Regions from separate parts of the Mus musculus genome. Here all the other regions are linked to region 1. Evidence: chromatin loops called from intact Hi-C (ENCODE). Cell type or tissue: heart. All regions are shown on one strand.

Region 1 (5,000 bases):
TATGACAAATGCAAGTGCTGAAATAGCACGCCGTTCCCATTAGCTATGGGTGTCACACCCTGATAAAAATAAATAAATTATTCATAAATAATATATTTATAATTTATAATAAAATGTATTATAAATTTATAATTAATCAAATAATTAATTAACAATTGCTTCCCTATCAGCCGGGGACCCAGGTTACTGGTCTTTTCAGGTCTTCTTTCCAGCTAGATGATCAGTTCTTTCAGGGTTCCATTTTATCTGTTTTCAAGCCCTGGGATTCCTCTTCATCCTTCTCATGAGCCCGTGCTCCTGCTTCTTGGAAACAATTTTAAAAATGTACTCTCTGTCCTTTCCAGTGTGCATTGGGAGTGTTTGCATAGGAATGCTTAGGTAAAAATTTCCTTTCATCCTTGAGGTGGTGGGGAGTAAACTGCTTAGTTACTGTCTCTAATTAGTTACTCTTTCCTTTAGTAAAAAGCAACTATAGTTTATCTTATTTTTCCTTACAATAAGACAAAGGAGGCTGGCCAGCTTTTGAAACTGATATTTTAGTTGTTAACTTAAAAAGAAAAACTACTTTGTCAAAAAATAAAACAAACAAACAAACAAACAAAAAACATTCTCTCACAGTCAAGCACATATTCCTGCGCTTGGATCCTCTATGGCAGAGGATGTAGTTCAGTGGTAGAGTGTTTAATCTCCAGGCAGAATACACAAAGCCCTGGGTTCGAACTCGTCGATCTTGAGCCAAGAAAAAAAAAAAAAACAAAAAAAACAAAAACAAAAACAAAAAACTCTCTAGTAACAAGCTTGAACCTCTAAGTAAAATTTTCTGCAGTTGAAAATACTCAAAGTGCTTATGGTTACTGTATAACCTGCTGGTAGGGATTTCATTTTCTTTATTGCAGAGGCGCCCACACAGATTGCTTCGTTGTGTTTATATTTAAAAAAAAAAAAAATGTTCCCTCAGGTTCCCAGCCATCTCGCTTCTATATCTTTCTCTGTGAAACAAGGAGACAGATCAGTTCTACGTGGGCGAATTGGGAGGGGAGGCAGCTTAGGACAGGGCAGAATTCTTTCTGCAGAGCCGGATGCCCATACTGGGCATCTCTGCAGACTCTTGGGCTCCCTCCACCCCTGCTGAGATGATGCACTGGGAAAACACGCGCTCTCCCCTGGATGCCTCTCTGTAGGTTTATAGCTGGGAAAACGTTGCCTCGAGTCTAAAATATCTGCCCAAACTGCCTAGCTCTGATGAAGGCTTTCTCACAGGCTCTCAGCTCCCCGCCGGCACTCCCCGCCCTCTGCTGCCAGAACCTTGGGGATGTGCCTAGACCCGGCGCAGAGCACGTCCTAGCCAACTGAGAGCAGAACAAACCCCTGGCGAACAGCCAAGAGGCTCCCTCCCAGCCACCGCCCCCCGCCAGCGCCTTTCCCCCCTCTATACAATACAAGATCTTCCTTCCTCAGTTCTCTTAAATCACAGCCCAGGGAAACCTCCTCAGAGCCTGCAGCCAGCCACGCGCCAGCATGTCTGGGGGCAAATACGTAGACTCCGAGGTAGGCTTGGGTGAGGGCTCCAAAGTGCCTGCTTTTGCTATCTTCCACTCCAAATGCTCGGACTGCTTTCCTCGCCCCAGCCCGCTCTCCACCTTCGCGGCACTCGAGCTGGCACCTTGGAGGAATGGGCTGGGTGGGGAGGTGAAAAGCTAGGAATGTCTTAGGGCTTCCTTTTGGAGAGGAGACCAATGGAGCCAAAAGGGGAAAGAAGGAGACCCGGTCTGCCAGACTTAGAAAAGTTTTCCAGATGACACGTTCGCGAGACCCCACTGCGGTCCAGCCCGTACCTACTGGGAGGCTTAGGGCTGCTGCTCAGTGTGTGTGTGTGTGTGTGTGTGTGTGTGTGTGTGTGTGTGTGTGTGTGTGTGTGTGTGTTCGGGGGAAGGAGATTCATTTGGACAGTGTCCCCCCACCCCAACCCCCCAGGAGCCTAAAGTGGCTGGCTTGGGCAGCGGCATGCGTGTATTGCACTTAGCGAAGTTCTCGAGAACTTCAATAGTTTTTTCTGCCCCTGAGAGGCCCGGGCGGGGGGAGTTCCGAGGTGGGGGAAGCCTCCTTCCTCCCTCACAAGTACCACCGCCATTGTCAACTCCTTCTTGGCACTCAGGTGGACTAAACGTGGAGACCCCGGTTCCCAAATAGGGCTACGATTCAGCTTGGAGTAGACAGCCTGAGAGTGATCTAAGTAAGGGTGGGTCAGGCAGTTCTTCAGATGGCATGTCCTCTGGGGCATGGGGGTGGGGGTGACAGGTCTTGGCACATGCCTCAGCCTAAAGAAGTATGTTAGATTGTGAGCCACTTATTCACCCCCACGGCCTAAGAAAAACCAGGGAGTAAAGGTGGGTTTTAAAAGGGGGTAGGGGCTGTGGCAGGTGCAAGGAAGAAGCACGGAGGGACAGTGAAGATGGGACCATTACGTCTGTCAGTTTGGTCCAGAGTGATCTTGATAATGTTGAAAGGGACCTTAGGACAGTGTTAAGGGTTAAGAGAGGGACCACGGAGCAGGTGAGGTTGTGGGGTCATAGGTCTGGCGGAGAGAAGGAATACAGAGGAGGAGGAACGGGAACCCCAGCCCCTGGGCTGGGGAGTCAGGGCCGAGAGCCGTGGGGAGCAGGAGGGCGCATGGGACTTCGCCCTGACCCCTGGCGGCGGGCGCGGGAGGCAGGCGCTCTCTGCCTGGTACCGAGGGGTGTGGTGTCCTCCGCTCCGTCCTCTTAAAAAGCTTGCAGCGCTGGAGTTTTCTGTGTGCAAGCCTTTCCTTCGAGGTTGAAGCTAGCAAAAGTTGTAGCGCCAGGCTACCCCCGCACAGCCAGGCTGACTCTTGACTCTTGTTTTTCTTTCTGAACTTTTCTTCCCACCGCTGTTGCCGCCCTCCCCTGGCTTGGCCGGTTGCCCTCACAGGGACATCTCTACACTGTTCCCATCCGGGAACAGGGCAACATCTACAAGCCCAACAACAAGGCCATGGCAGACGAGGTGACTGAGAAGCAAGTGTATGACGCGCACACCAAGGAGATTGACCTGGTCAACCGCGACCCCAAGCATCTCAACGACGACGTGGTCAAGGTAAGCATGTTGCTGTCTGGGTCCCACAGTGTACTCTCCCAAGCTTTGACAGACAAGCACTCCTTTTTTGAGCTTGGCTGTGTGTGACCCCCTGCGGGTCTGGTGTCAGAAATGTCGCATCTGCCTGCCTCTTCCTGCTGGCAAGTTCAGCAGGAATTTAGCCAGTTGATGTGGGGGGTCCATAGAACCTTAGCCACGAGTGCCCCACCACACACATGCACATTACTTGGGAAGGGAAAATTATTATGGTCCATTGGCAGGTTAAAAGTCCAGTTACAGCTCTTTTCCATGTTGGTAAAATAATTGTGTGAGACTTTGTGCCACTGGTGAATAACAGAATACAGAATGAGCAGATTCTGTCAGCTAAATAATCTAAATGATTAGCATAAAAATATGAAATGAGTGGAACCGATAACATATGCAGATATGTGTACATATTTTGTATGTAGTGTATGTGTGTGTGTGTGTGTGGTGTTTTAACTATAGAAACATGGCACATGTGCAAGGGTAAGCTCATTTACCAAACTGAAAATCATTTCCACCTCTTGACTTCTGGATCCCTCTAGTTAAATGTGTGCGTGTGTGGTGACAGCCAAGGTCAGCCTGCCCTGGGCTAACAGAACTCAAGATTGGTGTTCCATTTTCAAGATGTCCTTGCTGAGATTTAAAATACCTTACTTTCCTGAGTTGTTGGTCAGCATAGACTTGACACAGTGGTCTGTCTGACTTTCATTATCATTTTGCTATTCAACTTTGACCCTTTCAACAATTCTGGCTCAAGGAATTTCTTGTCTGAATCTGAGTGGGTTGAGAAATCCTGGACTCGAGCTGTCCTTGGCAGAGGATTTCCTCTGAGTGGCCTGGAGGGCCAAGGAAAATCCTAGCTTCAGGGGTTCTAACGGAAGACACTGCCCTGCCCTGCCCAGCCCCTGATTCACCATTGAGGAGGTGATGCAGTTTCTACCCACAGCCTTCTATCTATGGATGGGAGGAGCTCCAGTACAGTTTCACCTTTATGAATAATATATTTCAGAGAGAGAGGCTTAATCTACAACTACAGGGAAAGTGTATCTGTCAAAATTGACTCCCTTGGTTTGCTGGTAGAAAAAAAGGAAAATTGGACCATTTTCTCTTGGCCACATTGTGGAATATTTAAAACCAGCAATGAAGGCACCTCATAAATTGGAAGTTAAGATTGCTAAAAAATCCGTTTATTAGCCACACTTCCTTAAAGGGGAAAGAGCAGTTTTCTTTTCACCCTTCTTGTGCTGCGTTGGTCAAAGAGGGAGACTCCAATTATAAAAGCAGATTTCATGATTACAAATTGGCTCCCTTCTATGGAGCCTCCCTGTTGTTGCAATGTGGATTCCCAAGAGCCAGAGAGCCTCCTGAGATGAGTCAGAAAGGCCAGCAGTGTGGATTTGGGTCCCCACACATAGCATGACTAAGTGGAGAGAGAAGGCCCCACTGGGAAAAGAGACTTCAACACAGATGGAAAAAAGGCATAACAGGCTTGGAGGAAATAGCAGTTTACAAAATACTACGTCAAGAGTGAGTGTGGAGCTCCTCAAATTAGAGAAATTAGAAGAGCTAGAGCAATACCTGCCTGCTTGCTCACAGGAGGAGCAAATCCAGAAAGACAGACAGACAAGAAAAAGCTAACCTTGAGAAAAGAATTTAGAAGAATTTAGGCAGATGTCCTGCCCAGGAGGTTATCTTCTGAAAGCATTTGTTTTGCAGAGAGAGACCCAGGCTACCCCTGCTCATAGACTCCTCCCCTCCCCCACAGAACTAGCTAGAAATTTTCCATCATAGAAATCTCTGCTGGACAGTGTCTTGCTAGAGTGTCCCCTGCTCTTCACCGATACCTTCATATCCAGTTGAAT
Region 2 (5,000 bases), 110 kb before region 1:
CAGGGCAGGACATATTCACTTAATCCCATCCACTGTGGAATTTCGGGTATCACAACATCATATGGTGATCTCTCTCCAAGGGTCTCCAAGACATGTAAGGTAGGCCTAGTCTTCCAGATCTTCAAGTGACTGTCTTGTGGTCCCTATCACCTATATCCCATGCTGTGTATCCTTTTCGGGTAACTCAGTTAGTTTGGTCAGCGTTCATTCAGTTGTATGTCATATCTCCTCTCTCACTCCCATCTGATTTCTTGACATTGTCCACTGAGCAAGGTAGGCCCTTTACAGTTGAATTCCAGGCATCGTTTACTTAATGTCAATCATTTATCATTGCTAATGTCAGTTTTACAATAACCCTTAAAAGGTGGGTTCCGTGATTACATTTTATAGATGCAGAAGGAAAGCTTCAGAAAGACAGACTGTTTACCCCAAACCAGAATCCCGGTGCCCTGAGTAATGGCTTTGTTAGATGTACAATCCTAATCAATGAAGCACTTTAGCTGTGACTCAGTTTCTTCTTATTCTAAGAGGAAATAACAGTGAATGTCAGGCTTGTTGTCTGGATAAAGGAAATAGAGTGAGAGAGTGAGCATAAGCTTGTCAAACACTGTCAAAGCACTGCTCGAAATCTAGGTACGTACCACCTGAGAATTCTTAGCCTTATAGACACTGGCATTATTTCAAATAATATGTATTTTTGAACTACAACATGATCCTCTTGAAGTTTTAATATTATATGTGCTCATACTACAATTTTAACCAAATTTACTTTTGTGGCTCAAGACAATTAAAATGTGATCTTGTCATAATGTTCTAACAACTAAAAATACTTATGTGCTTCTAGAAACCTAGCAATAAACATCTAAAACCAGAAGCTCTCTTGTGAATCTCTTTGCTCTACTTAAAGATAGGATAGCCTCAGAACAAGATTCTAAACTTCAGGAAACGTGCTTCTGACACTTACTACATGCTAAAACTCTGTGCTAGGCACTTAGGACCTGAGATAGGCAAAGGGGCTTCCTCAATCTCGAGTAGTTTATAGCTAAAAATAGGCAGCTGTCATCTGGGAGAGTTAATATCCTCCTGCTAAGCTTCATTAAACAGCAATAAGAGAATGAGAAACTCTATCCTGTGGCTTCTACCCCACAAGATGATTGTATCCTTAGTCAACCTCGTGCAATTATTCCAAGATTAAGGAATATATTTATTTGTTGATTGCATATTTTGAGCGAAACCAATAACAACAGCTCCATCCCATGCTGCTGAGATCACAGGCTGTGATATAATTGTCACTAGGCTGAGTTGCTAAGTATAATAGTCCCGTTTTCAGGATGGGGAAAAGGGATGAAATGGACAAAGATTATTAGGGAGAACAGCACAGTTTGTGAGGAAAGAAACACAATCCCAAGACCTGACCTGAGCACATGATCTTCATGTCAGATATCTATACCGCCTCAGTAAGGGTTTAGGGATGTGTGTACACAGCTAGCATAATTCAACTACACATCTCCAGATACTGTTCAATATTTTATATAGCAGTGTGCTACCATCACTAAAAACAACAACAACAATAACAACAACAAAACCCCCCACTAAAACAAAAGAATTTCCTGTTACTTTTTTTTAATAAAAATGTATCTTTAGTAGTGTGAGTGTGTGTGTGTGTGCACATGAGTATGGGTGCACATGGATACTAGAAGAGTGTGTTAGGTCCCCTGGAGCTGGAATTATAGGCAGTATTGGGCTGCCTGCCCACTGTGGGTGCATGGGACCAAACTCAGGTGCTCTGCAAGAGCATTACACACTTTTATCCAGTGAACCATGTCTCTGATTGAACATGTTTAACCTCCTCAGGTCACATTCATTTGAAAATGACTGCTAATAAGAGGGAAAACTTAGGAAGCATATTTAAGATGTTCTCAAGTGCATCCTGAAAACTCTGCCGAAAATGCTTTTCCTCTTAGCATGTGTATCTTAGTTACTTTCTGTTGCTCTGATAAAACATCATGGCAAGAAACTCCTTGAGGAAGAAACCGTCTATTTTGGCTTATGATTGGAGAGAGAGGGGTCCATACAATGAGTGTAGACACGGCAACTGGCAGCCAAACTGCATCTGAGGGATCACGGTTTCAACTCCAGTTGGCAGAGAAAGCCAACTAGAGCTGGTTCAGGTGAGGTTGTAAACTCTCAGAGCCTACCCTCAGTGACATCTTCTAGCATGGCTCTACTTCATAACGGTTCCATAACCTCCTGAATGGCGCCACCAGCTGGGTACCAAGTGTTTATATGGATGAACCTGTGGGAGATGTTGCTCATTCAAATCACCATGATGTGTAGATAATTTAAGAGATGAGGATGTTAAAGGTATCCACCTTGCTGGCATCTGTGCCAGCTAGTTACACCAGGTTATGTATGTGTGCATGTGAAATTTCCCACCTTTACATACACTTATTTTGGGCAAACACTGCCATTCCCTGTCGCTGAAGAGGATCTATATCTCTTTACTTAGAAAGCATATGTACACACACACACACTCACACACACAGTGGAGGAAATTGATCTATTTAGCTATTATCATTTGAAAAGCAGGAACTTTTTTTATTTAACACGTATACATCTTAAGATAATTGAGAAAGTGCTTCTACCAAGTATATTTTTGGGTGCAGGACGACAGACTAATGATGTGAGTTTCTCTGTAGGCAGCATCTATTTAACAAACCTTCAAAAGAGCACCTTTTATCTAGCAGGCCACTTGAAGGAAACAAGAATGTAAAAGAAAGGGTGGTGAGCACCTAACAGTGAAATAAAAGGAGACAACTACATGGCCCTTGTGGAGATTGCTCAACAATGGGTTTCAATGAAATAAGAGAGGAGAACCACACAGCCCAGAACACATCATCAAGCCCGATAGTCAATTGAAAATTAAGTCTCTCCACTCCTTCTTTTGTTTGTAATTAATGGCTCGATGGCAGGGTGTCATTTTCTACTCCCCTTGCAAACCAAGGAGGTAGAAACCCTGGCAAGATAAATACTCTGACCACTAGGTGTGTTTTCGTTTCTTCTGGTTGCTGGGATATGCGGGGCTGGCAAACGGTGTTCCCAGTCATTTTAGGAACGCCCCTTCTTTCCTCTTCTCCTTAACAAGGTTAGTGAGATTCGTGCGGCTGCATTGGGAAGGGCCTTATCACTGCCGGGTGATCGCTGTTCCAGCCCTGGACAATGAGGGTTCATCCAAAAGCACGGCTTCCTTTCTGCTCTGGACAGGAAGCCCTGCCTGTGTCAGCCGCGAATGCCTCACGCAGTGCCTGGCCAGGCAGCAGCTGGAGAGCTGAGAGGAAAACAATTTCTAGACCTGGTGTTTGTGCAATAAAAGACCGGGTGGTGATGCGATGGGAAAGCTAAAGGGGAAGTTCGGAAATCGTTCACTGTTGTGATAATTTGCCTGGGACGGAGAGAATTGTGAGATTCAGAGGAGAACTCACAAACAAGAGGTTGCCTTCTGTCCAGCCCTAGTATGAGGCTTGCTGTAGGCTGTTATGTAAGGTTGGTTGATTATCACTGGGAAGCCCGCTCTTTTCTGGAAGGAAATGGAGGACTAGTGGATGTGGGGAGACAGGAGGTACTGGGGCGGAGGACTGGGGGAGAGGAGTAGAAAGGGAAACTGAGGTTGGGCTATATTGTAGAGAAGGATGAAGAAGAAAAGCACCTCTCAAGCTAAGAAAACTAAGACGTGGGGAAATGAAGGTACAGTAAATCTCCATCTTAGCCTAGTAAATGCATTTAGAGGGATTTGCGCCTCAGACCAAAGTCCTAGAAGTGGGGTTTGAACTCTTGAATTCTGATGTTCAGTTACAGAAGACTGAATTGCGTCCCACAATCAACAGTGTGTATGGAATGTTGTTAAGACATCACCCGCAGAGACAGTTAAAATGATAAACGGCAGCAATTGCGTTCCCTGTATATTTTATTTCCAACTGCATCACTGGAAAGAGAGGCGTCGATTGTGAGATTTGTTAGGATTCCTTCAGATGCCCCAGAGAAGGGAGTGAACACTGTCTTCAGTGTCCTGGAGCTGAAACAATGAGGAGAGAACACAGGACAGGTTCCTGCCATAGTTAAGGATTTGGACCTAGTGTTCTCTGCAAGCCTGGGGCTGCTAAGGCATGGGGGTGGGGTGGGGGGAATAAAAGGGTCAAAGCAAGGTCACAGAGAAAATATCTATATTTGGATGAAGAAAAGAGAAGAAAAATAATTTCACTAACTCCACATCTAGATAAAAAAAATCAAAGGAATTTAATAAATCTAGAGGCCTAGGGATGAACAGGGACTCGGTTGAGGCAGAAGGGAGGGGCAGAAATATGCATGGGCAATTAAAACTGGAGAGTTGGCAACGCTTTAGTAGTTGAGAGACAATTTTCGCAGACAAATGAAAGCTGAACGCAGACTGGCAGAAGAAGGACTGGCTTGTGGAAGAGCAATCGGTGAGGCAGCCGAGGACACATGCGCAGTTAACCTTTCCAAAAAAACATGGTCGTGGAAGGAAGAGCCAGAGTTTCTGCAAACCTAGAGGACAGGGCTGCTGAGAAGCTAAAGCTCTGACGGTAGGAACTTAACTGCAGAGATAAAGACCGTTAAGGAAAAGTCAGTGAATTTCCCTTTGTCCCCAGGGAAAGGAAACATCCCATTTAAAAGAAAAGTTACAGATCCAAATGACAGGAAGTCCAGCTTCAGGTTGCTTCTGTCTATACTCACGTAGGGGAGCCAGTCCTCAGGCACTCTCTGCTGCCTTAAAGTGAGATTTGAACCCACATCTCAAGCACGGATGTGTTTGGTTACCCCGCTTCCTTTTGGTGGAGAGGTGAGCTTCCTATGGAGAGCCACAGGCATCTCTGCCTTGCCTGCCTCCCTCCTCCCAGACTACTCAGGCCCTCCTCCTCCTCCTCTTCCTCCTCCTCCCCCTCCTCCTCCTCCCCCTCCTCCTCCTCCTCCTCCCCCTCCTC
Region 3 (5,000 bases), 200 kb before region 1:
ATGAAAGGATCCACAATTAATGTGACCAAACAGAAAGAAAAAAAGGAAGTAAATCATAAGGAAATAGAATATTCCATGTGAAATGGCTCCTCTGTCACACAGTTTTAGAGTGCTAAAAGGCTAATATGAAGCACAGAAAACCAGAACATTCTACATGAGCTGTTACACTACAGAAATTCCACGAAGAGCAACTGTTTTGCCTGGTGCAGCTGTAGATTCAGGGGGAACTTTCTGCTTTAACATTGGATATCATCTGCATTCAGGACTCCTATCTGCAGCATGCAAAGAAAGTATGTCCATTTCCCAGCCAGGAGGTAGTTGTTTGACCTGTAGATAGAGTCTCTGTAGTAAGAAGCTATGCAGCTGTAAAGTATACAAAAAGTATACTTCGGGTCTGGAGGGGCTGTGTACTATGGATCATCTCAATGCCCAACAGTGGCCGTCCTCATTGCAGTAACTTCCAACCAAGAGACAAGATCAGTGCCGTATGGTATGCCCTCAGTTCTTGGAAAACAAAGAGTTTAGATGTTTCACATTTTTATTCGGATCACATATAAGCAAATGACTCTGGTGCTTTGGAGCGTTCCACGAGGTAGTTTTCTGCTATAACACAAAGGCTTGTTTCTTGTTCTCTTTATGTGTATGCTCAGTTATGGAGAGTATTATGCGCATGTTTACCTCACTTGTATATTGGAGTATAACATACACAGGATACTGACTAGGAATATACCTCCGTTAGCACAGTACTCGCCTAGCATCCATGATGCCCTGGATTTGATCCCCAGCGCTACCCAAATCACCCAGCATCACAGCACGTGGGAGTTGCAGGGAAGAGTATGAGGAACTAAGGTCCAGACTAATATCTTTTCCAAGACAAAACAAGACAAAGAGTGCTGCAGGGAGGGAAAGTTCATGGCAGAGATCAGAGATAAGCAATGACTAAACTTATGGCAGAGCAGAAGCTAATTAATTGCAAGTCGTATCTATGACGTGAACGTGTCATTCTTTCTTAAGTACTGTTTGTAGTTTTCATCGAATCCTTAATTATTTTGAGCAGGATTTTAGTTTAGTGGGCGTCAATAACCATGTGCATCAGTGTCGTAAGCGTGATGCGTCCATGTCGTAGATAGGATGTTACCACTCCAAAGCGTTAATGAGTGAGGGAAAATAATCTTACAGACTTTCCTGCTAGTTATTTTGGTGAAATCTACTACAATTTGACTGGGAAAAAATGCAGTGTTTTGGAATTTGCCATCAGAACTTACAATTTACAACACCTCAGGGACATCTAAGGTAGTCCACCTGTAGATGGACTTCCTGCTACCGGCTATTTCTCAACACACGTAGGTCCCTGATGGCTACAATGCTTCACAAAGATGTCACTGTCACCTGTACATCTTTTATAGCCTCTTAAAACTTAACCATCTACAGACTCAGGTTCAGCCTGCCCTCAGGTGCAGGTGCAGCTGGTATGGCCCGTCTCTAACCCTCTTCTCTCTGCTTTATTCCTGAGCAGGTGTGTCAAGGATGCCACAATGCCATCGACCCGGAAGTGCAGCGAGTAACGTACAACAACTTCAGCTGGCACGCATCCACAGAGTGTTTCCTGTGCTCTTGCTGCAGCAAGTGTCTTATCGGGCAGAAGTTCATGCCCGTAGAAGGGATGGTTTTCTGTTCCGTGGAGTGTAAGAGGATGATGTCCTAAGAGGAGTGTACCAAGCCGTATGGAGCCATAGCTGTCCACAGTGGCCTGCATTTCATGATAAACTGCAGTTTGAAAAAAAAAATAAAAGGAAAAAAACCCTACATAATAAACCAGAATATTTTGTCTAATATTTTTTTCTTTTTAACCTTATGAATTTTGTCTGTCTTAATTTTAAATGACTTTTCATGATTTAAAAAAAAACAGTAAAGAATTGTAGCTTTTATTTCTATACATTAATTAAATCTTTGAATTGGAAGCTTGAATTTAATCAGTCCTTATAACTGCATACTCCTAGTGCCAAATTTATATTAAGTGATAGATATGAAATCACTTAAAATTAGTGTCCTGGGAGAGATGACCATTTTAACTTCTATGCTTATTTCACATGGGAAATGTAAAGGAAGTTGCATGTTGCCTGACATGACGCTGTGCACATAGCCTGCCTCATCGATGGATGACAAGGTGACATCAGCTCGGTGAATCCTTCTGGCAGACAGCGTGGTCCACGATGGGCGTTCCTTTGCCTAAGCCTTTGCATCCCCTGGTGAGGCAGAGGGGCCTCTCTCACTGCATCTCTCTCTCTGTTTACCTCACCTCCCCATGTTCGCTTTTGCATCTAGTGACCGCCATCTGTGGCCTTGCATATTTTCTATGTGTGTGGCTGGAACAATATGTGCACTTTGCTCTTAGAGATTATTATTTTTTGCCCAGAACATAAAAGTAGGCCATTCATTTAGTTATTTTTTTTTGAAACCCAAAGAATATGTATAGGTTTTGGTACCCAGGGAATTGTAACTTGTGCTAATATCACCTCTCTGCCATGCCTTGACTCAATTTTGCATGATTTATGGTGTTACCAGATGGATCCTCTCTTGTGCTACCTCTGAGCTTGCTGTAGACACAAAGGCTATTTTCTTTGCCTGTGCACTCCCATCCTTGGGTGTTTTTAATGTTTTCCCTTGTATGCATTCATACATAACTATGCACTATAAATATTAAATGGAATGACTTATGTTATTGAAAATAAAGTCTCTTTCACTTTAATAATTGTCTTTCTATGTCCTTTTTGTGAGTGGGAAAATCCTTCTGCAGTTGAGTGTCATGTACAGCAGGGGGCACTGTCTCCAAGAGTAAAAATATTCCTGACAAAAGTAAAGGCAGCTGCAGCTAGGGCAGACAGATTGGATTTGTCTTTGCAGATAAAGAGTGGGTTTCATAAAGACTGAAACCAGGACTTTTTGGTAATTCTTAAGTCATGCAGGAGTCTGTTATTTTTTTAGTTAAACTTTAAAAGGAGTCAAGTGTTGCATTTTTAGTTGTTTTGGGAGGATTTTTTTTTTTTTTGAGACGGTGTCTCACTAGGTAGCCCAGACTAGTCTACCTCAAACTCTCAGTTCTGTGTCAGCCTTCCAAATGTTAAGCTTTCAAGTGGTGTGCCCCATTATGCCTAGCTATAAATAGGATCTTATAAAATTTCCTAAGTATTTTTGGGTCTGGATTCTAGATTATTAGCAGACTTTGTATGCGTGGGTTTTTTCTTCAGTTTGAATCTGGGTTGGTTGTTTTGTTTTGAGATAGGGTCCCATGTATCTTAGGATGGCCTCAGAATCGCTACATAGACAAAGATGACCTTGCACTTCTGATCGTCGTTGTCTCTTTCTCCAAGTGCTGGGGTTTCACCAGTATACCCTGGACCTGTTTTATGTTGTTTCTTGGTCAAATTCAGAGTTTTGTGCGTGCTGAGCACACATCCTGCGCATTGTCCTTGCCCCCACTCTGAATGTTTGTGTCTTAGTAATCTTAGTTTTTCTGACCCATGATCAGGGTGTTTGGTTTGGTGTTTTGTTTGTTTGTTTTCAGTTACTGTTGAGTACTGCTGCTCTGTGTGTGAGAAGCACACACACACACACACACATACACACATACATAGAGACACACTCATACATAGAGGCACACTCATGGAATAGATCCCTAAGTACTTACTCAACAAGCACACTGAATCCCATCTGCATTCTGGCTCCTCCGATGGTGAAAAGCACCGTTTGGAGTTTGAACACACAGAACGGTGTGAAAGTTGTCATCCAATTCAGCATACAATGCCCTGGTGAAATACACCACTTTACTCTTATCTTTGCCTTGGTTTGCCTTAAATAGTAGAGATATTTTCCAGTCCATTTTGACTATAATGTTTAATGCCCCCCCCCCCCATTGGCAAAGTGAGGCTAAAGCAGAATAGACTCTTCCCAAGTCCTCCGGCTGGCTGTCCCAATGCCTCTGACTGAGACAGAATGAGGGTGACACTAAGTGTCATTCACTAAGAATAATTACATGTATCTATCATGGAACAAATGAAATGTGGGGATGGTGTAGATCCACCAGGCCTGGATCTCCCCTCAGTAGTTAGTTTGCCCTTGCAGTATAAGATTGTGGCCTCCTTGTCTAAGAGGTGCTCAAGATACCTGGACATGTTTGTTGTTAGTTGATGCCCATGTTTGCTTCTGTTGCTATGATAAACACCATTACCATAAACAGTTTCAGAGGGCATTTGGCTTACAGATTAGAATCCCTTATTGAGGGAAACTCAGAAAGGATCCTAGAGCCAGAAACTGAAACAGACTTTGGAGAAATGTTTCTACCATCTTGTTCCTTTTGCCTTTCTTACACAACTCAGGCACATTTGCCTAGGAATGATACCGCCCACAGTGGGCTGGGCCCGCCTTCATCCATTAGCAATAAAAGAAAATGCCTCATACACACATCTCTTTTCAAGAGTCTACAACACTGGTTCTCAACCTGTGTGTTGCGGCCCTTTCACTGGGGTCTCAAGGCCATCTGAAAACAGGTAATTACTTTACCATTTGTAGGAGCAATGAAAATACTCCTATGGCTGGGGCTTAAGCACAACCTGAGGAACTGTACTAAAAGGTCACAGGCTTAGGAAGGCTGAGGACTACTAACTACTGTGGAAGCAATAAGCAAATGCTAGAAGAGGCAACTGACCAGTGAAGCAACAGAGCGATCTTCCCAGGCTGGGGGGAGGGGGGGATAGAACCCTGACTGAGCTCCCTTACTACAAAATCCAACACTAAGCAATTCCCTGGAAGTTGAAAATGGAAGTTTTAAATCTAGATTTGTGTGTTTCTTTTACTAAATGTGAACCATGTAGAACATTTTTTTTAAATTCTAATTACCTGGTATTGATAGATTAATATTCTTTTTCTCATTAAAAAATCATTCTAGGTCAGTTCTCAGAAGCAGATCTTACAGGGTTTTTGGTTTTGTTTTGTTTTTTTTT
Region 4 (5,000 bases), 84 kb before region 1:
CTATATCTATACCTATATCTATACCTATACCTATACCTATACCTATACCTATACCTATATCTATATCTATATCTATATCTATATCTATATCTATATCTATATCTATCTATATCTATATATATAATAGCTAACAGTTTAGTAATTTTATGGGACTCTTTAGTATGTGAATGAGTAGGTCTCTAATTCTTGTAAATGCTCTCAGGACTCTTTTCTTTCTGTTGGTTTGTGCCATGCAACATTGATCTTAAGGTTTTTGTTTTATCTTATTATATTTTATTTTGTGGTTATGTTGTTATCTTTCTAATGAGAGTCAGAAAGGGAGTGGATGCAGAAACAATTACAACCAATGTGGGGAGAAATTGGGAGGAGTAGAGTAGAGGAAGAAGAAATTATAACAGATATGTTGTTCGGGGAAAGAATCAATTTTTAACCAAGTGGGAAGGGAGTCTTTCTAAAGCCTCCAAGTTGGTTGAGTATCACCTTCTTGAGCCCTTCATATTGCCATGGTGTCTTTGAAGGTGAACACTGTCATATTAACAAACTCATCTGGAAAATAAGCCTGGGCAGTATGCCTGTGAAAAAGTGTCTATATTAGCTTAGCCTACAGGTTTCTACAAGGGATTATCTAGAATAGGATATATCTAGATTAGGGTAACTGAGGTTGGAAAATTCACCTTGACTGTGGGAACCATTGTCTGTTCAGGCCCTGGACTTAATAGAAAGGGGGAGCCAAGCGTAGTAGGATCATCTGTCACTATCCACTTCCTGACTGTGGATGCAATGTGACCCGTCACCTCATGGCCCTGTCACCATGACTTGTACTGTGATGAACTGTATCCCTCCTTGAACTGTGAAACAAAATAAATACTGTCTTACTTAAGTTGCTTTTCTTCACACAAAAACACAACTCTAATCTCAAAGGGAATAAAGAGATGGTTTATTCTGGAACCCAATCAGTGACCATGGTCTGGGAACACATACTGAAGTCACCCCAAAGCCCAAGTTCCAAAGGAAAGGCAGTGTCATCAAGTTTTACTGGTAACAGAACAAAGAATCAAGACATTTTTCAAAAACAATTGTAGACGCATTGGTGAAGCTGCCCACAGGATAGTCAGGGGTCTGCTAAGTGAGTCCATCTCAAACATTTCACCTGCTGCTCACGAGGGTGTTAGATCAAACACAAGGGTGGAAAAGGAGTGGCATTAAGGGGAGCTAACATATAGCCCAGGATAAATTTTAATTTAATCCTGGACCTATAACAATCCAAACTCTCTAGGATCTTAAAAGTTCTTTTTTTTTCTTTTAATTTTAATTTACATTCTTTTCATACATTACACCTTCAACTGCAGTTTCCCCTGCCTCCATCTCTTCCAGTTTCCCTACCTCCTGTTTTCTCTAGGTCTATTTCTCCCGTTTCCCTTAAGAGAAAAAAATAGGCTGGCATAAATTACAATAAGACTAAGCACAAACTCTCATGTCAATGCTGAACCAGGTGAGCCAATAGTAGGAAAAAGGTCCTGAAGCAGGGAAGCATCAGAGACAGTCTTTGCTCACACTGTTACAAGCTCCACAGAAAGCCAAACTACACAACCATAACATATAAGCAGAGGGCCTAGCTCAGACCCATACATGCTACTTGATTGTCATTTCTATCTCTGTGAGCCTCTATGAGCCCTGCTTAGTTGATTCTGCGGTCCATGTTCTCCTGAGGTCTTTGACACCTTCTGGCTCCTAGAATTCTTCTTGCTCATCTTTATCCAGGCTCCACTGGATTTCCTTAGTATTTGGCTGTGGGTCTCTGTGTCTGCTCCCATCAGTTGCTGGTTGATGTCTCCTTGGTGACGACTGGGCTAGGCACCAATGGCTGAGGAACACTTAAATGATGTTCAACATCAGGGAAATGCAAATTAAAACTGTCTTGAGATTCTACTTCCTACCTGTCCGAATGGATAAGATCAAAACCAAAAATGGCAGCTCATGCTGCTGAGGATGTGGATAAAGGGGCGTAGTCCTCCACTGTTGGTGGGAATGAAAACGTATATATTCACTATAGAAAAATATGGAGGATTCTCAGAAAATTGAGAATCTATCTACGTCTAGACCCAGCTACATTGCTCTTGGGCATATACCCAAAGGATACCCTATCCTACCATAAGGACACTTGCTAAACTCTGTTCATAAATGCTTTATTTACAATAGCCAGAAACTGGGAACAACCTAGATGTCCCTCAACCAAAGAATGGATTAAAAAATGGGGTTCATTTATATAATGGAGTATTACTCAGCTGTTAAAAACAATCACATCATGAAATTTGTAGGCAAAAGGACAGAACTAGAAAAAAAAATCCTCCTGAGAAAGGTAACCTAGACCCAGAAACACAAACATGGTACGTACTCACAAATGGATATTATCTAAAAAGTATAAGATAATCATGCTATAATCCATAGATTCAGAGAAGCTAAGTAACATGAAGGGCTCAAGGGTGGGACACATGCATCTCGCTGGAAACAGGAAATAGATTTTGAGTGTGAAGTGAGGACAAATGGGGATGCAAACAGGGGGGTTCAAGTTGTGGGGAAACGGAGGGAGGGATGGGAGAGACAGCTGGAAAATTTAGGGAGCATTGTAGAAAACAAGTGCAGTGGAAACTCCTTGGAAACAACAAGAGTGGCCCTAGCAAAGTCTGCTAGTAATGGAGGATATGGATCCTGAACCAGCCATCTTCTATAATAAGGCAAAGCTCCCAACAGTGGGACTGGAATATCAACCCAGACACAAAACCCTTGACCTTCAATACATCCTGTTTGCAATATGTACCGGGTAATGGTGGCCCAGAACTTGTTGGAGTGGCCAAGCAATGACTAGACCAACTAGAGACCCTTGCCATAAGAGGGAGCTGTGGCCTGACACTGAGTGGAAGGTCAGGAAGTAGAGGCTGATCGGTCCAGAGACCAAGGATAGAACCAAATGAAACTGCTGAAAAAAAAGGCAATGAAATGAATCCTAATGATATTATACTATAGTCTTTAAAGTCCTAGCCAGCTAATCAGCCTTGAAGAAGGTTCAGTAAAAGGTTCAGCTCTTTCATACTTTGTCTGTCACAGTAAGAAACAAGTATCCCACACAGAATGTTTCTCTAGCAGCCTCTGAATTGTTTTCTAATGCTCTGTCACAGAATCTTTCTCTTTCTCCAGGCATGTGCTTTTAGTGTGTGGGTCAGGGTTGGAGTATGACAGATTGCAGGTGAGAGTTGAAGGGAGCCTCTGACTTGTCACTGTGGTCAAGGGTCATAGTGCCGTCTTTAGAGAGGCCATCAGTAAATCAAAGCAAAAAGATAATGTTAAACGTGTAAGGGATTTTAGTAAGAGGGGTTTTGCCATAAAGTATTTTAGTATTTATGGACTACTAAAACATAGCAGCATGTAAAAATATAACAGCAATAGAACAGAGAACCACAACCTGACATGTAGAACCATGCTGCTATACGCATATATGAATATTTCAAATGCAAAATCTGCCTAGAGTATAAAAGCTCTCTTCCTCTGCTGAGTCCAAGCGTCTTTTAGTCATCACTACTTTATGGGGCATGGAATAGCACTGAGATGATTTGCCATTCAAGACATGACAGTACCTAGGTCCCATAAAGCCTACATCCTACAGAGAGCTTTTGCAGGTGGCTCCCTCAATCCTAAAGTAACATCTGATCCCCCCAAAATTAACCCCTGCAGAGCAGTTCCCGAACGTTCTGGAATACCCAACTCTAAATGTCCAATGACAATTAGAAAATTACATGGCACTTGTGTTAAAGTCTCCTGGAATGAACCTGTAATACCACTAATGAGGGAGGGAAGAAAAAGAACTTTTGGATAAATTAAATGGTTAATTGTTTTCGAGAATCTTGGTCCAAACAGGGAAATGCCTCTTCAGAATGGCCCCCATCCTTTGAGGATACATCTGTATAAGAGAAGCAGGGCAAGGATGTGTGACTCAGAAATTCCACTCCCTAGAAGTCGGCATTTTTTCCTCTTAGCTGGGCTCACAGCCAGTGTAGCCACAACCTTAATAGACTAAGTGGAACTTCGAGTCGTATGACATCAGGAGGATAATCGTAAAGATAAACTGAAAATAGTGGGAGATAACTGACCCTCTAATATGACATGGATAAGTACAAATGGTAAGTTGAATTGGAAAACTGGTAAGAAGTTGCCATATGTGGGAAGTGTGAAGATTTGGTTGCTATAAGTGAAACCTCAGACTTTGGAAGGAGGAAAGATCTCGAATGTCATGAACAAATAAGTATAAGTGGAACCATCTTGGAAAGCATGTTGGTTCATACCTATAATCTTAACACTCAAGAACCCAAGGCAGACCATCCTGGGGAACATGGTAAGACCCTGGATGAAATCCCAAAACAAAGTAAAATGGTGACGTCATCCAAACAAAAAAAACTGGTTGGAGAGATACCTTAGTAGGTGGCATCTCTATAACCTAGCACTAGAGAATAGAAGCAGGAGAGATTTTATGGCTAAAATAGTCCAGATGAAGCAGTAAGTTCAAGATTCAGCGAGAGACTCTATCTCAATAAACAAGGTGGACAGTGCTGGAGAAGTCAACCTTTGTCCAGGACACTTGCAGCACAGGTAAGTATTCTGGCACACATATAACAAAACAGACACACACACACACACACACACACAGAGAGAGAGAGAGAGAGAGAGAGAGAGAGAGAGAGAGAGAGAGAGAGGGAGAGAAACAGACCAACAGACAGACAGACATGGGCACATGCACACACTCAGATACCCACCCACAGAGACCTACACAACACACACACACACTCATGGACACATGGACACATAGACACATACACACACTCAGACACCGACCCACACAGACCTGCACATGCTACACACACACACACACACACACACACACACACAGGGAGAGACAGATAGACACACATGGGCACATGCACACACTCAGACATTCACCCACAGAGACC

What was found. Hi-C counts contacts between places; a loop is a spot of excess contacts. Peaks named below come from ENCODE experiments on the same cell type or tissue, not always from the same donor. Only the 100,000 strongest peaks of a DNase experiment are listed, where the experiment ranks them.
Region 2: a loop joins it to region 1, with 7 times the contacts of the local background. A loop is called at or near these places in 9 of 42 quality-filtered maps.
Region 3: it touches region 1 in a loop (5-fold over the local background); 15 of 42 quality-filtered maps call a loop at or near these places.
Region 4: a loop joins it to region 1, with 4 times the contacts of the local background. A loop is called at or near these places in 3 of 42 quality-filtered maps.

Annotation. Positions count from the first base shown.
Region 1 is chr6:17,304,932-17,309,931 of GRCm38, forward strand. It overlaps Cav1 (caveolin 1, caveolae protein), which reads left to right and starts at 1,404. Exons shown (of 3, transcript NM_007616.4): 1 at 1,404-1,548; 2 at 2,950-3,114. The coding sequence starts at 1,519. In heart, CTCF peaks have their summits at 1,297 (motif pointing left) and 2,701; DNase peaks (open chromatin) are centred at 1,360, 2,340, 2,710, 4,540 and 1 weaker place; H3K4me3 peaks cover 3,262 bases; H3K27ac peaks cover 2,310 bases; H3K27me3 peaks cover 260 bases.
Region 2 is chr6:17,194,646-17,199,645 of GRCm38, forward strand. It overlaps D830026I12Rik (RIKEN cDNA D830026I12 gene), which reads left to right and starts at 3,106. Exons shown (of 3, transcript NR_102305.1): 1 at 3,106-3,145. It overlaps Gm52892 (a long non-coding RNA gene), which reads right to left and starts at 4,926. Exons shown (of 2, transcript XR_003956407.1): 1 at 4,753-4,926; 2 at 4,271-4,613. In heart, a CTCF peak has its summit at 3,057; a DNase peak (open chromatin) is centred at 3,266; H3K4me3 peaks cover 468 bases; H3K27ac peaks cover 1,349 bases; H3K27me3 peaks cover 2,556 bases.
Region 3 is chr6:17,103,077-17,108,076 of GRCm38, forward strand. Tes (testis derived transcript) reads left to right here. Exons shown (of 7, transcript NM_207176.3): 7 at 1,517-2,749. The coding sequence ends at 1,705. The region is part of intron 1 of Gm4876 (predicted gene 4876); the gene reads right to left. Among named protein-coding and RNA genes, the nearest start is that of Gm15473, 40 kb to the left of the region's middle. In heart, a CTCF peak has its summit at 2,788 (motif pointing right); no DNase peak of the experiment used is centred here.
Region 4 is chr6:17,221,050-17,226,049 of GRCm38, forward strand. No RefSeq gene overlaps it. Among named protein-coding and RNA genes, the nearest start is that of Gm52892, 24 kb to the left of the region's middle. In heart, a CTCF peak has its summit at 2,889 (motif pointing right); a DNase peak (open chromatin) is centred at 4,022.